Regions from separate parts of the Homo sapiens genome. Here regions 2, 3, 4 and 5 are each linked to region 1. Evidence: chromatin contacts called from ENCODE Hi-C or POLR2A ChIA-PET data. All regions are on one chromosome and are shown on one strand. The core of a region is the stretch at or near the end of the contact, and the rest is flanking DNA. Distances in the headings are between cores, read along the strand shown.

The links. A loop is a pair of places that touch in the nucleus more often than their neighbours do. ChIA-PET counts read pairs that join two places held with the same protein, here RNA polymerase II (POLR2A). Pooled maps may share reads with other maps.
Region 2: a loop to region 1 is called in a map of naive thymus-derived CD4-positive, alpha-beta T cell, with 4 times the contacts of the local background. The contact joins the enhancer-like site here to the promoter of NTMT1 in region 1. A Hi-C loop is called at or near these places in 1 of 168 maps with a recorded cell type or tissue (naive thymus-derived CD4-positive, alpha-beta T cell) and 8 of 50 pooled maps. POLR2A ChIA-PET finds 5 or more read pairs at or near these places in 2 of 52 experiments (H1 and activated naive CD8-positive, alpha-beta T cell).
Region 3: a loop to region 1 is called in a map with no recorded cell type, with 4 times the contacts of the local background. The contact joins the enhancer-like site here to the promoter of NTMT1 in region 1. A Hi-C loop is called at or near these places in 1 of 37 single-sample maps with no recorded cell type. POLR2A ChIA-PET finds 5 or more read pairs at or near these places in 1 of 52 experiments (MCF 10A).
Region 4: a loop to region 1 is called in a pooled map, with 4 times the contacts of the local background. The contact joins the enhancer-like site here to the promoter of NTMT1 in region 1. A Hi-C loop is called at or near these places in 1 of 168 maps with a recorded cell type or tissue (CD8-positive, alpha-beta T cell) and 4 of 50 pooled maps. POLR2A ChIA-PET finds 5 or more read pairs at or near these places in 1 of 52 experiments (BJ).
Region 5: a pooled map shows a loop between it and region 1 (5-fold over the local background). The contact joins the enhancer-like site here to the promoter of NTMT1 in region 1. A Hi-C loop is called at or near these places in 2 of 50 pooled maps. POLR2A ChIA-PET finds 5 or more read pairs at or near these places in 4 of 52 experiments (GM10248, PC-9, T-cell and 1 more).

Annotation. Positions count from the first base shown.
Region 1 is chr9:129,624,856-129,627,555 of GRCh38, reverse strand. NTMT1 (N-terminal Xaa-Pro-Lys N-methyltransferase 1) reads right to left here and starts at 1,393. Exons shown (of 4, transcript NM_014064.4): 1 at 1,261-1,393. RefSeq lists a silencer at 1,029-1,268 and an enhancer at 882-1,420.
Region 2 is chr9:129,883,853-129,886,552 of GRCh38, reverse strand. No RefSeq gene overlaps it. Among named protein-coding and RNA genes, the nearest start is that of MIR6855, 16 kb to the right of the region's middle. RefSeq lists a silencer at 528-777 and enhancers at 968-1,017, 1,068-1,749, 1,548-1,857, 1,849-2,143. Within about 2 kb of position 1,357, at least 36 of the 41 ENCODE cell types and tissues checked have a DNase peak (open chromatin) inside an H3K27ac peak, as active enhancers do.
Region 3 is chr9:130,015,473-130,018,172 of GRCh38, reverse strand. The region is part of intron 1 of FNBP1 (formin binding protein 1); the gene reads left to right. Among named protein-coding and RNA genes, the nearest start is that of FNBP1, 26 kb to the left of the region's middle. Within about 2 kb of position 1,317, at least 5 of the 41 ENCODE cell types and tissues checked have a DNase peak (open chromatin) inside an H3K27ac peak, as active enhancers do.
Region 4 is chr9:129,931,237-129,933,936 of GRCh38, reverse strand. The region is part of intron 6 of FNBP1 (formin binding protein 1); the gene reads left to right. Among named protein-coding and RNA genes, the nearest start is that of MIR6855, 63 kb to the right of the region's middle. RefSeq lists enhancers at 750-899, 920-979, 1,000-1,099, 1,240-1,309. Within about 2 kb of position 1,437, at least 7 of the 41 ENCODE cell types and tissues checked have a DNase peak (open chromatin) inside an H3K27ac peak, as active enhancers do; they include CD8-positive, alpha-beta T cell, where a contact is called at or near this core.
Region 5 is chr9:130,127,132-130,129,831 of GRCh38, reverse strand. It overlaps GPR107 (G protein-coupled receptor 107), which reads right to left. Exons shown (of 18, transcript NM_020960.5): 16 at 2,266-2,349; 17 at 1,071-1,192. Among named protein-coding and RNA genes, the nearest start is that of GPRACR, 16 kb to the left of the region's middle. RefSeq lists an enhancer at 655-874. Within about 2 kb of position 1,436, at least 28 of the 41 ENCODE cell types and tissues checked have a DNase peak (open chromatin) inside an H3K27ac peak, as active enhancers do; they include PC-9, where a contact is called at or near this core.

The DNA.
Region 1 (2,700 bases), core at 144-2,643:
ATGGAACAGTAATACCGACTTTACAGAAAGGCTGTGATTAAAAGTGCATATGAAAAGCTTAAAGTGCTTTGCACAGTGCCGGGCACATATTCTCTCTTGAGCTTAGAAATCTCTGTCAAATGAGATTCTTGTCAACTCTGCCCACTATGAGGATCAAATGGGAAAACTGCCTTAGAATGCCACAGAAGCTGTATTGGACACACCTAGGGGACTGTTACTGGTATGCTGGGCGGCCAAGCCAGCAGACTCAAACAGCTCTGCAAATCAGCCAGAGTGGGGAGTGAGCTTCCTCTGCCTATAAGCACAGAACCCCCACCGAGATTTTTTAGATGCCATCCTTGTGATCCTAGGGCTTCCGGCCTCCACCAAAACGCTCCATGCATCCTTCCAACCCCCGCACAGTCCTCAGTTTACATAGAGAAAAACCAGCACACTAAAGGAAGTGACGTGTCTTTAAACATACAAACAGGAAGCCGAGAACAGAATTAAGGAGGGAATCCAGGCTCCTTATACCAGCCCTGGTTCCTCCCAGAGGCTCATCCCATCTCACTGGGCAATCATTCTACACACCACAACCACCGGTTACACTGTCCCTCCCCGCTGTCAGGGCCTCTGACACCAGTTGTGGCAATCACTTATAGTACAGAGGAGAAACCAAAGTCCAGAGGGAGAGATCACACAGTTGGTGCGCAGCAAAGTCTGGGCTTTTCGATATGGCAGCCTCCCTGCAGACAGGCTGACCTTGGCCGCAAGGGCTCTCGGGCTGTCTTTTTTGAGCTGCACCTGTGTCGGGCTGGCGCTCGGGTGGCACCCAAGGTTAAATACGACAGCAACTTCTGTGCAGCGGGCACTTAACTGTGCCAGGCTCTGAACTGGGCATTTTACCGATTTTACCGATTCCTCCCATCCATCCTCCAAGTGGGCGCTCTCCATATCCCTGTTTCTCGGAAGGGAAACAGGCTCAGAGAAAGGGATTTGCTGCGGTCTGGGGACCGGGGTGGGGGAGTGCCCTGCCTGGGCTTTGAGTGCCTTGACTTTCCTCCTGTACCCCGACCCATGGACTGCTCCGTAGTCCCTGCCCAGGTCCGGCCCGTAGACCTCTTGGGGACGCGCACGTGAGGCCTGTGCCGGCCCGCGCGCACGCGCCGGGTCACGTGACGAGCCGGGGACCCGGGACCTCAGGGCGCCGAAACAGTTAGGGGTCGCAGCCTCCCCTCTCCCAGCGGCTGCCTACCCTTCGCACCGCCTCGCGCTACTCACTCCGGGCGGGGGCTCCCGGGACCGAGAGAAGAAGATGGGGAAGAGGAAGGGAGGGCGGCGGCGGCGGAGACGCCACAAGCCAACCGCAGCTCCGCCAGACCACGACCAGACGCGACAGCTCGCGGCGCGCGCTGCCTTTGTCCGCCAACGTCACTTCCGGGCGTTTAGGGGCGGGCCCATGGCTGGCTCCACCCCCTCGCTCAGCTCGCCCCTCCCCCGCGCGGGCTCCGGATTTAACTTAACTTCTTTTGAAAAATAATTTAAATTTTTTTTTTTTTTTTTTTGAGATAGAATCTTGCTCTGTCAAGCAGGCTGGAGTGCAGTGGCGCGATCTCGGCTCACCGCAACCTCTGCCTCCCAGGTTCCAGCGATTCTCCTGCGTCAGCCTCCAGAGTACCTGGGACTACAGGCGTGAGCTACCACACCCAGCTAATTTTTGTATTTTTAGTAGAGACGGGTTTTCACCATGTTGGCCAGGCTGGTCTCGAACTCCTGACTTCAAGTGATCCGCCCGCCTCTGCCTTCCGAAGTGTTGGGATTATAGGCGTGAGCCACCGCACCTGGCCTAATTTGACTTCTTTAAAAAAAAAAAATTAGAGACGGGGTCTCACCCTGTTGCTCAGGCTGATCTTGAACTCCTGGCCTCAAGCGAGGCTTCCACCTCGGCCTTCCAGACTGCTGGGATTACATGCGTGAGCCACCGCGCCCAACACAGGTTACAGCTCAAAACTTGACTAAATTGACTTTTGGGAATCTAGAAGGACCTCCCGAACGGAAAAGAGCCGCAGCGTCGCCCTCTCCCCGTCCCCAGCACGTACAACAGTTCGTTTGGAGGCTGCAGGCTGGACTTCTAAAAACGAGTGTGTTGTGCGGGCTTTGAGTAAAAAGGGAAAAAAAAGCCATTGGTCCTCAAATCCACCCATCTCCATTAGCATCTTAAAATAATACCGACCCCCCAAAATAAATAAAATAAAAAGAAATACTCTCGGCAGTGCCATGGGATTCCCACTGAAATGAGCAAAACAAGCCCATGACGTTTCCATTCCAAAAGCGTGGCCCTTCCCTAGGCTCCTCCCATGCAAAGAAATTCTGGAGCTATCTCCGAGGCAGCGGTGATGGAAACGGGAGCTTGCAGGTGGGTAGAGCCTGTTAACATTTCCGAGCTTCAGTCTCCTGTCAGAAGAGGAAGTTGAGCAACGTAATAATTACTCAACTTCTGATGCTCTGAGAGGGTTAAACTTGTGGGACATTGCACGTCAGACCTTCAGCTCAGCACCTGCAGTGGGTTCTCAGGAAATGGAAGCTGTTATAATGACAATATCCATCTTAAGTTCATTTTTCCTATACTATTAATAATATCCTTGTGTTGGCAGGGCACGGTGGTGCACGACTCTAATCCCAGCATTTTGGGAGGCCAAGGCAGGCGGATCACCTGAGGTC
Region 2 (2,700 bases), core at 108-2,607, 260 kb before region 1:
AAAACAGTTGTCCAGGAAATGACATATTCGCAGCTACACCAAGTGCAGACCTGGCAGCTCTGCTGATGCCAAGCATCCTCACTTGCGGAGGGCAGGAGGTGAGGGCACCAATATGGGGCCATTGGTAACCTCTAACCACAAGTGCGTGCAGTTGGCTTCAAGGCACCATTGAGAATTGCTGGTTCCCAGTGTGACACAGTGTGGCACAAGGGAACAAGGTGGATCTACTGTTATCCTACCCGAAACCCTCTCCTCTAGGTTGTCAGCAAAAAAGTCCACTTGGGAAGAATATTTCGGGACTGCGCCCAGCCGTCTGTGGGGCGGAGACGGGCTGTCTCCACCTGTGAACCCCCCCATGCCCCACCCGCCCCTGCCGAGCCTTCTCCAAGAGCCGCACCAGCGCTGAGAAGCCTAGAACAGAGCCTGCTGGTTTGGGGCCCCCATTTCCGCGGGTGTGGACATCACAGAGGTCGGGAGCATTGGGGGCGACTAGTTTGTTTTCTGCTGCACTGGGGAAGCCTCTTGAAGTAGGAAGTTCCTGACTCACCGGCTCCGGGGAGGCCACAAGCCTGTGGGGCCGGCTCCTCCAGCGGGTCAGGAAATACCGGCCCGCCCCACGCCCTCCACCCGCCCTGGGCACGCCCGGGCCTGGGAGGCGGCTCCTCCGTCCGCAGAGGTGGTGGGGACCCCTGGCGGGAGCAGACGGCAGAGCGCAGCAGTGGAGGGAGCAAGAAGGGCCCCCTGCGATGAGGAACGAGATGGCGGTGGACAGAGGCAGGATTCGGTCGTGCCCCCAGCTTTTTTTAAATTGAAGCGAAAGACTCAGAAATCGTGAAATGTATGGGACAGCCTGGAAGCTCCACTTTGAACTGCTGCTGCCAGAGAAGGATGGTGGGAAAGAGCCACCATCCAGACGGGTTCCCTGGCTCTGCGCACTCGCCTGGGGGAGGCCTCCTTTTCCCTGGTCCTAAAACGCTTTCCCGATAGGGGAGGCAGGGATCTGTGTTGCCAGCGCCCTCTGAGACCCGGGATGAGCGTGTGAAGGCTGCCAGCAGGCACGTGGCAGCCCCTTGGTGTGTCAGCTGCTTCTCCAGGGTCCCACTGAGTGCCCATTCGGCCTTGACTTGAGCACTCCTGCCTCCCGTTAGACCTCCAGATGGTATAGTGACCTCCGCCGGGGACATCTCCGGACCACAAAAGGTACAGAAGAAGCAGAGGAAGGACCCTATCCTTGTCCTCAGAGCTAAGGGGCCGAAAGCTGTGGGAGGAAACACGGACCCACTGTCCCCGTCGGGGATGGGGAAGGCTCCCTTCCTCCCTGCGGCACCTGCTGGACGGACGTCTCAGCCTAGGACAGGGCCGCATCCCTTCAGTCCGCACAGCCCCTGGCTGCCACGCTGTGCCGAGCCCTGCCCTTGAGAACCTGTTTCCAGTTCCAGCTCTCCACAGGCCCCCTCATCTAGGCTGGTCCCGGGTCAAATCGAAGGAAGGAATGGAGGCTGCACCCTGAGAAACCCTGGGACACCCTTCCAGAACATACATTGCCTAGGCTGTCTACTGCTCCTAGCTTTCCCCAAAGGCGTGTGTTTCTTCTGCGCCCAGCTCACCCTTGCTCCGTCCAGGTAGCAGGTGTCTCTCTGTGTAGGTGAAGTTGCAGAAGGGACGAGCCAGAGGGGGCTGTGATTCCGAAACCTCTGCTCACTTCCCCCAAGGCTCTCTGGGGCTCAAAATTAGGTAGCATTAAGACCCTCAGGATAATTTATGTTTGCACTGAATTTAAAACAGAACAAAGGTAGGAACTACACTTTTTGGGTGGCTGCGCCTTGCAAATGTATTCGGATGCAGGTTTGTGAGCAGCGCCATGGCCGACAGAACCACAGGCAGGCGGCAGGTCTCCTGCAGCCTCCCCCACGGTGCAGGGGCGCCTTTCCGGCTCCTCTAAGAAGCGCTGCTGAAGCCACGCCCTGGCTTAGCGCGGAGGAGGAGCCACCGTGGGGCACCGTGGGGAGCGAGGCCTGAGCCCCGCCTCCCCAGTCACCGAGCACTTCCTGTCCCTGCTCAGTAATCAAGCACAGACTTCAGATCTTGGCATCTCAGTCTGAACTCCTTAAAAGCCAGGTATTTTAAAAGAAACGTTTTAAGGCAAATTGGTACCTATTTCCAGCCCACCTTTCTGTAGTGCAAGAACTGTCTCCAAACCTCCTAAATAAATCTTCCAGACAAAACTTTCATTCTCATTTTCCATGTTCAATGTCAATCACGTGGATTGACACATATCTAACCTTCAAATGTAAACAAAGCCAAAAATATTGCTTAGAGATTCCCACATAAAGACAAAGGTTGCTTTTTCCTCTTCCGGGAACGCTGTCTACAGGCACTCAGCATGGCCCAGTTTCCCAAACCGTCATAGGCTTTCCTAGAATACAGCCTCTAACAGCACTAGGCCGGCCCGAACCCCTGGGAAGAGAATCGTTTACCTTTATACCAAGATTGGGAAACTGCCAAAGTCTGCACATGGCATGGGCCTGGGCTGACTCCGAGGGGTTTGTGCTGTGAGACCTAAAGCTCCTATGAGACTGCCCCAAAGCAAAAACATGTCAGCAAGCGGCCAGGCGTGGTGGCTCACGCCTGTAATCCCAGCACTTTGGGAGGCTGAGGCAGAAGGATCACTTGAGCCTAGGAGTTCGAGGCCAGCCTGGG
Region 3 (2,700 bases), core at 68-2,567, 390 kb before region 1:
GGAGGCCGAGGTGGGTGGATCACAAGGTCAGGAGATCGAGACCATCCTGGCTAACACAGTGAAACTCTGTCTCTACTAAAAATATTAAAAAATTAGCCAGGCGTGGTGGCAGGTGCCTGTAGTCCCAGCTACTTGGGAGGCTGAGGCAGGAGAAGGGCATGAACCCAGGAGGCAGAGCTTGCAGTGAGCCGAGATTGCACCGCTGCACTCCAGCCTGGGCGACAGAGTGAAACTCTGTCTCAAAAAAAAAAAAAAAAGAAGAGTGTTGTATTGGGGAGGTAAAAAAAAAAAAAAAAAAAAACCACGTTAGACCAGACCATGATGTCCATTGTTTTTTATTTTTTTGATGGAGTCTCACTCTGTCACCCGGGCTGGAGTGCAGTAGTGCGATCTTAGCTCACTGCAACCTCTGCCTTCCGGGTTCAAGTGATTCTCCTGCCTTAGCCTCCAGAGTAGCTGGGACTACAGGCACCCACCACCATACCTGGGTAATTTTTGTATTTTTAGTAGAGACTGGGTTTCGCGATGTTGGCCAGGCTGGTCTTGAACTCCCAACCTCAAGTGATCCTCCTGCCTTGGCCTCCCAAAGTGCTGAGATTACAGGCGTGAGCTACCGCACCCAGCCTGGATTTGTTTTTAAAACATGATATTAGTGTGTTAATTACATTCACATTTGCCTAGAAGAAATTTGTAACAGAAATAGGAGCTCAAAACATTGAAATGAGATGAAGCAACAAATAATTTAAAGCCACTTAAAAATAGAGCCAAACATGGTGGGATTTCTTTGAAATATCTGTTAATGTTTATTTTTTAAAGCTGAATACTGTTCAGTTATTAAGTAGAACCAACTACCCGTGTATAATTAATGAAAAGAAAACACTTGTGCTAGGTTTATAGGTATATAAACACTTAGATATCTCACATTCTTTGGCAACAGCTTAGGGAAGGCAGCCATGTACTAGAGACTTTTAGCTTTTTTTTGCAGCTGATCTCAGGGACTTGAAGAACTCCTTATGGTATGATTGAATTATTTTTTAATAGGTAAAATTCTCACGTTATTGCATGCTCTTCATAAATTACCTTTTTTTTAAAAGAGATGGGGTCTTGCTATGTTGCTGAGGCTGGTCTCAATCTCCTGTGCTCAAGTGATTCTCCCACCTCAGCCTACCAAAGTGTTGTCATTATAGACATGAGCCACCCTGCTCTGCCAAATGACATTTTTAACAGCTCCATGAGATCAGGGGACTCTTCTGTTCACAGTTACATCCCCAGCACCTTGCAGAGTCACTGGCACATTCCTGAAACCCAACATAATAAACTACGTATGTGAACAAAACCAACTCTGACCACAGGCTAGAAAGAATTCAGTAGAAGTTTCCATTGACTCATTCATGCATTAAGCAAATATTTTCTTTTCTTTTCTTTTTTTGAGACAGAGTTTTGCTCTTGTTGTCCAGGCTAGAGTGCAATGGCGAGATCTTGGCTCACCGCAACCTCCTCCTCCCAGGTTCAAGCGATTCTCCTGCCTCAGCCTCCTGAGTAGCTCTAATTACAGGCGTGCACCACCACGCCCAGCTAATTTTGTGTTTTTAGTAGAGACAGGGTTTCTCCATGTTGGTCAGGCTGGTGTTGAACTCCCAGCCTCAGGTGATCCGCCAGCCTCGGCCTCCCAAAGTGCTGGGATTACAGGTGTGAGCCCCCATGCCCGGCCTCAGCAAATATTTTCAAAGGACATCTAGATTGGTAGTGCAGTATGTCTTGACTGATAGTGGGGGATGTGATGAATCAGGTATTGTGAAGAAGAAACTCATGTTAGAACTACCTGAACAATGCCAAGAGCACCTCCTGGTAAGTGGAGTTTCACAAAAGGAGTATTAAAAGGGCACTAATCCCATTCACAAGGGGCCCACCCTCATGACCTAATCACCTCCCAAAGGGCCCACCTCCAGGTACCACTGCACTGGGGATTAGGTTTCAACATATGAATTGGGAAAGGGAGGCATAAACATTCAGTCTGTAACAATAATATATAAAATTTTAAATCAAACTAGATAAACATTTATTCAAAATAAGACAGTTACCTTAATATATAAGAAGTTTATGCAAAACAATAAATACAAAATTTCTAATAGATGAATGAACAAAGATTAAGAAGAGAACAGTTACAAAAGGAATTCCAAATTCCAAATGAAAATGTCTAAAACATTAATTTCATGAATAATTAAATAAATGCACTTTGGGAGACCGAGGCAGGTGCATTGCTTGAGCCCAGGAGTTCAAGACCAGCCTGGGCAATATGGCAAAACCCCATCTCTACAAAAGATACAAAAATTAGCCAGGCATGGTGGCTTGCGCCTGTAGTCCCAGCTACTCAGGAGGCTGAGGTGGGAGGATCACCTGAGCCCAGGAGGTTGAGGTTACAGCGAGCCGAAATTGTGCCAATGCATTCCAGTCCAGGCAACAGAGTGAGACCCTATCTCCAAAACAAAACAAAACAAAAGAAATAAATGCAAAAAAAGCAATTTGCCTACCAAATAAGGTAGTTTTTTTGTTTTGCAAATGGTAGTATTCAGTCCTAGTCAGGGTTCAGCAAGTTAGGGATCCTTGTATACTGTTGGTGAGTGTGTAATTGGTTCACCTTTTCTAGTAAAGACCTGGGCAGTAGTCGAGGCTGGATTTTTAGCCAGGATGCTTGGTACT
Region 4 (2,700 bases), core at 188-2,687, 310 kb before region 1:
AGTGAAATTTGGTTAGAACAATGGTGCATTCCTAGGCCAGAGTTTCAGAAGTGGATATTAATTCAAAGCAGCTGGATGCAGGGACTGAGAAAAAGACAGTCCTGTCTTTTTGCTGCGGCTTTGGAGAATCTGATGTATCACAGTATTTTGCTGTTTTTGAAGGTTTCCCTATCCTTGTAGTCAGTGAGAGTGAGTGAGACTGTAGAAATAGATCGTCCTTTGCAATTGTATGTCCAAGCATGGAAGAAAAACTCCTGGAGAGACAGTGTTCCTTTAACATAAAAGGCAGACCGTCTAAAATATACTTTGATTTATTATCTTCTACACAGCTTACTTTCTAGGCTGGACTGTAGACATGTTGGTCCTTATTCAGCGTCTTCCACAGTTCACGTCTAGGGCCCTTGTTATGTTTTCAGGATTACTGCATAGAAACAGGGCAAAGGGCATTATGAATCTATTAGGAGGTAATATGCTTACAGAAGGAATTATGCAGCTAAAGCTAAAACATGATTAGGGATTCTGTGGAGCTACAGGAAGAGGATCACAGCCACTTCCAACCAAATGGTGCTGGGTGGGGTACCTCTGGCACCAGCTTTCATGGGTAAAATATTCTACTTGGGTAAAATATTCTAAAATATTGGCGTGAGTGGATTTATTGTCAGAAAGCTTTTATCTGCTCTCATGGGTTGTGTGTGTGTGTATGTGTGTGCGTGTAAGTACATGCATACATATTATATATAATGATGGCATTCTGATGTGATGCCTGTTTGAGATCTTAAGTTATTTTAAAAACTCACTTAGATAGAATCTTCAAAATAAACGGGGAAACTACCTCCTGAGCTCTTGCTGTTCTTTACAGAAGAGATGAAGAAATCCCCCACTGGATTTTTGTGAGACTTTCTGAGGAAGCCTTGTGAATAAAATAGAGACTGTTTTAGAAATTTGAGGTCTAATGGGAATTTTTTTTTAAACATTCATAGCGAAATGATACATGATGAAACTCAGCAGCTGAAGAGTTAATAGGGCATTTGTGCTGGACGGGCTCGGGGAACAGATGGAATGCATGTAGGTGGGAAAGCTATTATTTAAACAGAGGAGGGCTACTGTGTGTTGGAAGGGGGTGGATTTTTGAGGGTAGCTGGGTACTTAACATTTTGGGGCTAGACTAATATATTTACTAGTGGACACAGGAAGAAGCAGACGCCAAGGCATATGGTCAGGAAGGGAGTTAACAGGCCACCAACAAAGAGGAAGAATGCGGCAGCTGAAATCAACTGAGGGTAGATGAAAAGAGGATAAAATGGCACCGACAGATCCAAAGGCCTTAAGAAACTCAAAAAACCTCAGTAATAAGGAAATGTGTTTGGAAATACTGATATTGTTACCTTCATTTGGGAAGTGTTCACGTGTGAATAGGGAAGAAAATAAGGGAAGCAACTGTGAATTACCTTAGGCTTTCACCAGATGAGTATGAGTAAAATGTGTGAAGTGAAATTCAGGTTAACCCTTCAAGTCACATAGGCAGGAAACCAATAAAGAAGATTGACATGAAAAAAAAAGCCAATACTAAATGTTCCCATCAAGAAGAAAGTGGAACAAATACTTCAGCTTTCCTCTCATGTGTTTCTTTTCTTTTCTTTCTTCCTTCCTTTTTCTTTCTCTCTTTCACTTTCTCTTTCTTTCTCTTTCATTCGTTTGTTCTTTTTTTTTCTTTTCTTTTTTTTGAGAGAGATAGTCTGGCTCAGTCGCCCAGGCTGGAGTGCAGTGGTGCGATCTCGGCTCGCTGCAACCTCCGGCTCCTGGGTTCAAGCGATTCTCCTGTCTCGGCCTCCCAAGTAGCTGGGACTAAAGGCGCCCACCACCACGCCCATCTAATTTTTGTATTTTTAGTAGAGACGGGGTTTCACCATGTTGGCCAGGATGGTCTCAATCTCTTGACCTCGTCATCCACCCGCCTCAGCCTCCCAAAGTGCTGGGATTACAGGCGTGAGGCACCGCACCTGGCCTCTTTCGTTCTTTCTTCCCTTTCTTTCTCTCTTTTCTTCTTTTCTGTCTTTTTCTTGTGTTTCTGATTTTCTTTCTTTCATGATTAGGTCTTAATTTTCTTGTTTTTGTTTGTTTGGTGTTTTGTTTTGTTTTTTGAAACAGTCTTGCTCTGTTACCCAGGCTGGAGTGCAGTGGCGCAGTCACAGCTTACTGTATACTTGACCTCCTGAGCTCAAGCAATCCTCCCACCTCAGTCTCCCAAGTAGCTGGGACCACAGGCACACATCACCACACCCAACTAATTTATTTATTTATTTATTTATTATTTTATTATTATTATTTTTTGAGACGGAGTCTTGCTCTGTCGCCCAGGCTGGAGTATAGTGGCGCGATCTCGGCTCATTGCAAGCTCCGCCTCCCGGGTTCACGCCATTCTCGTGCCTCAGCCTCCCGAGTAGCTGGGACTACAGGCACCCACCACCACACCCGGCTAATTTTTTGTATTTTTTTTAGTAGAGACGGGGTTTCACCATGTTAGCCAGGATGGTCTTGATCTCCTGATCTTGTGATCTGCCCACCTCAGCCTCCCAAAGTGTTAGGATTACAGGCGTGAGCCACCGCGCCCAGCCAATTTATTTGTTATTATTATTTTTTGACACAGGGTCTCGTTCTGTTGCGCAGGCTGGAATGCAGTGGTAGTGATCACAGCTCACT
Region 5 (2,700 bases), core at 187-2,686, 500 kb before region 1:
TTATGCGGACGGACCAAGCCAAAGGCTCCCAGCAGGGGAATGATAAACACACCGCGTCTTAGGTTATTTCCTGATGCTGCTGGTTGCCAGCCTGACATGTGTGCCTCTTCAACCAACAGACACTTGCTCAGATCCTGCCACTTCTGGGAAAGGCACAGCTGATGGGCCTCCTGCACTCCTCTCCACTGTTTAGAAGGAGGTGTTTCTTCCTCTGCATGGGGAGATGCTGTTTGGCGCCCGCTGGCAGGACCTGCCTTCCTTTACTGTTGCCGTGGAGCTGAGCAGAGAGAGCTGTCCCATGCTGCCTGACCCGCTGACAGCCAAGCAGAGCTTAGCATGGGCCGAGTCTCAGCCTCTGAATTGGGAAGAATTCAAAGGCTGCCAGGGCTGGGGGCAGAACACTTGATACCAGTGAACCAAGAAGGGAAAACTCTGCCTTAGGCTAATCATCAAACACAGCATTGACCTGGCTTATCAAATTTCAGTTAACAAGCAAATATGCTTAATCACTACTCATTTTTCTAGACAATGATGGCCCTTTCCCAGAAAATAGGACCCTAGAGTCATTCACTGTGTGACTCAGAAAAGCCCCTATTAGTGCTCAGATATAGGTCAAAGTCATTGTGCTGTGAAAAGCCACGCAGTTATCTGACGATAGAGGATGTCTGAGGATCATTAGCAGACTTAGAGATGACTCAGAAGATTCCATTTTCAGACGTAAGCGCCTGATGGCGGGCCTGACAGAAAGTCGGCCCCCTGTTCTCCCTCGTGAACTGGCCACGTATATTCCTAAGTTCTTGCCACTGAGTTCTTGAAAGCAGGCTCCAATGATGCTTAGTGGAACGGCAAGTTCCATCTTCCCTGACAAGACCCAGCTAGGTTTGGCAGATACTGTACTTCAAACCAGATCAGACAGCCTGGGGCTCCAGTGTCCGCTTCCTTCTGCTAAAAATAGAGGAACCACCCCTGCAGCCACGAAATGCTGAGAGCAGCCGACCCGATTCACACTGTGCTGCTTTGTGTTAGGCAAAGGGGTCAGGGCTAAGGAAGAGGGAAGAAAGATTTCTTACACGGACTCCATTTCCAAGTCTTCTTCTTCCTGAGAAAGTTGTAGGTAGGGGTTATCTGAAGCCGGACGGAATTTATACCCCGTTAGAACAAAGAAGACCAGTGTGGCCGTTTCATCCAGGAGCTGCAAGTTTAAAAACCACCCCAAAATAAAGAGATTAGCAACACTGTTCTTCAGAAAGCAGTGGAATTCAACAAACTGACATATTTCCCCACAACCCACCACTCGATGGTTCTTTACTCAGATGCCACTTCCTGCTACAGGGCATTTTCCTTAGACTTGCCGAGGCCTAAACGAGGAGTGTCCTGCCCAGGGCTGACATTTCCGAGGCTGTGCTCTGCTGTGCTTTCACCAGTCTTCATGGGTAGCTTTTAAGAGCTCACCACATACCCACTTCCTCCCACAGTGCCTACAGCACCCAGTGAGTTATTCAAGAAAAAAGTCATTTGGTGGCTTCCTCTAGTAGTTAAGCTAGTTCTAGTTTGTCGCAAAGATACTTATTATCGAAATAATAAAATGGGCAAAGAAGAAGGGCAGCCTGAATTCTAACTACTCAGCCCTGTAACTAAAGGAAAGGACCACATCTCATCTAAGTTCTAATGATTCAGGGCAAATCTTTCTCTACCTGAAGCTTTTCTCTTGACTTTTAAGACTGAAAACTAAAATCAAGAATGCAATTATTTTCAGATTCCTCATAGAATCCAGCAGCATTTCTGGACAAACAGATCATCTCAATTATAGGCCAGAAGAGATGGAAGGAGGCCAAGTGTGGTGGCTCACACCTGTAATCCCAGAACACTGGGAGGCCAAGGTGGGCGGATCACTTGAGATCAGGTGTTTGAGACCAGCCTGGCCAACACTGCAAAGCCCCATCTCTACTAAAAAAACAAAAATTAACTGGGCATGGTGGTGCATCCCTATAATCCCAGCTACTCAGGAGGCTGAGGCAGGAGAATCGCTTGAACCCGGGAGGTGGAGGTTGCAGTGAGCTGAGATTGCGCCACTGCACTCCAGCCTGGGTGACAGAGTGAGACCCTGTCTCAAAAACTAAAAAAAAAATTTTTAGTTAAAAAAAAGAAGAGATGGAAGGTCTTAGTGGTCATTCCCAGATAAATTAGTAACAACTGTTAAGTTACACTTCAAGACTTTATCCTCAGGCATAAATTCTCTGGCATTCTGCCCTGTGAGCAGCGTACCTGGTAGAGCCACTTCCACTGGAATGGAACAGCGAGTTTGAGGAGAAATGCAATGATCCTAGTGAAGTATATGTAACACACAATCTGCATGAGGAGGAAAGAAACAGGAAATCAGATCAACATTAAAATTAGGACACCACTTTAACAATTTGCTTTCACAAATGAACTAGGAAACAGAAAACAGAATCACTCAAAGAAAAGTATGTGACACTTACAGTGTGAATTAATACGTGCAGCGGAGAGACATGGCTACTCTGCTAGTTACACTTGAATTTCTTCTCTCTCTCCAGGTGACCAAGATATTGCTAACAGCCACACCCACCGGGAGCACAAGACACTTTAGTCAGGTTGTTCTTAACCCTTCCTCACCCTATCCACAGACATAAGCCCTTGATTTCAATCTCCAAAGATTTTATTTCTTATGCTCAGGCTTTG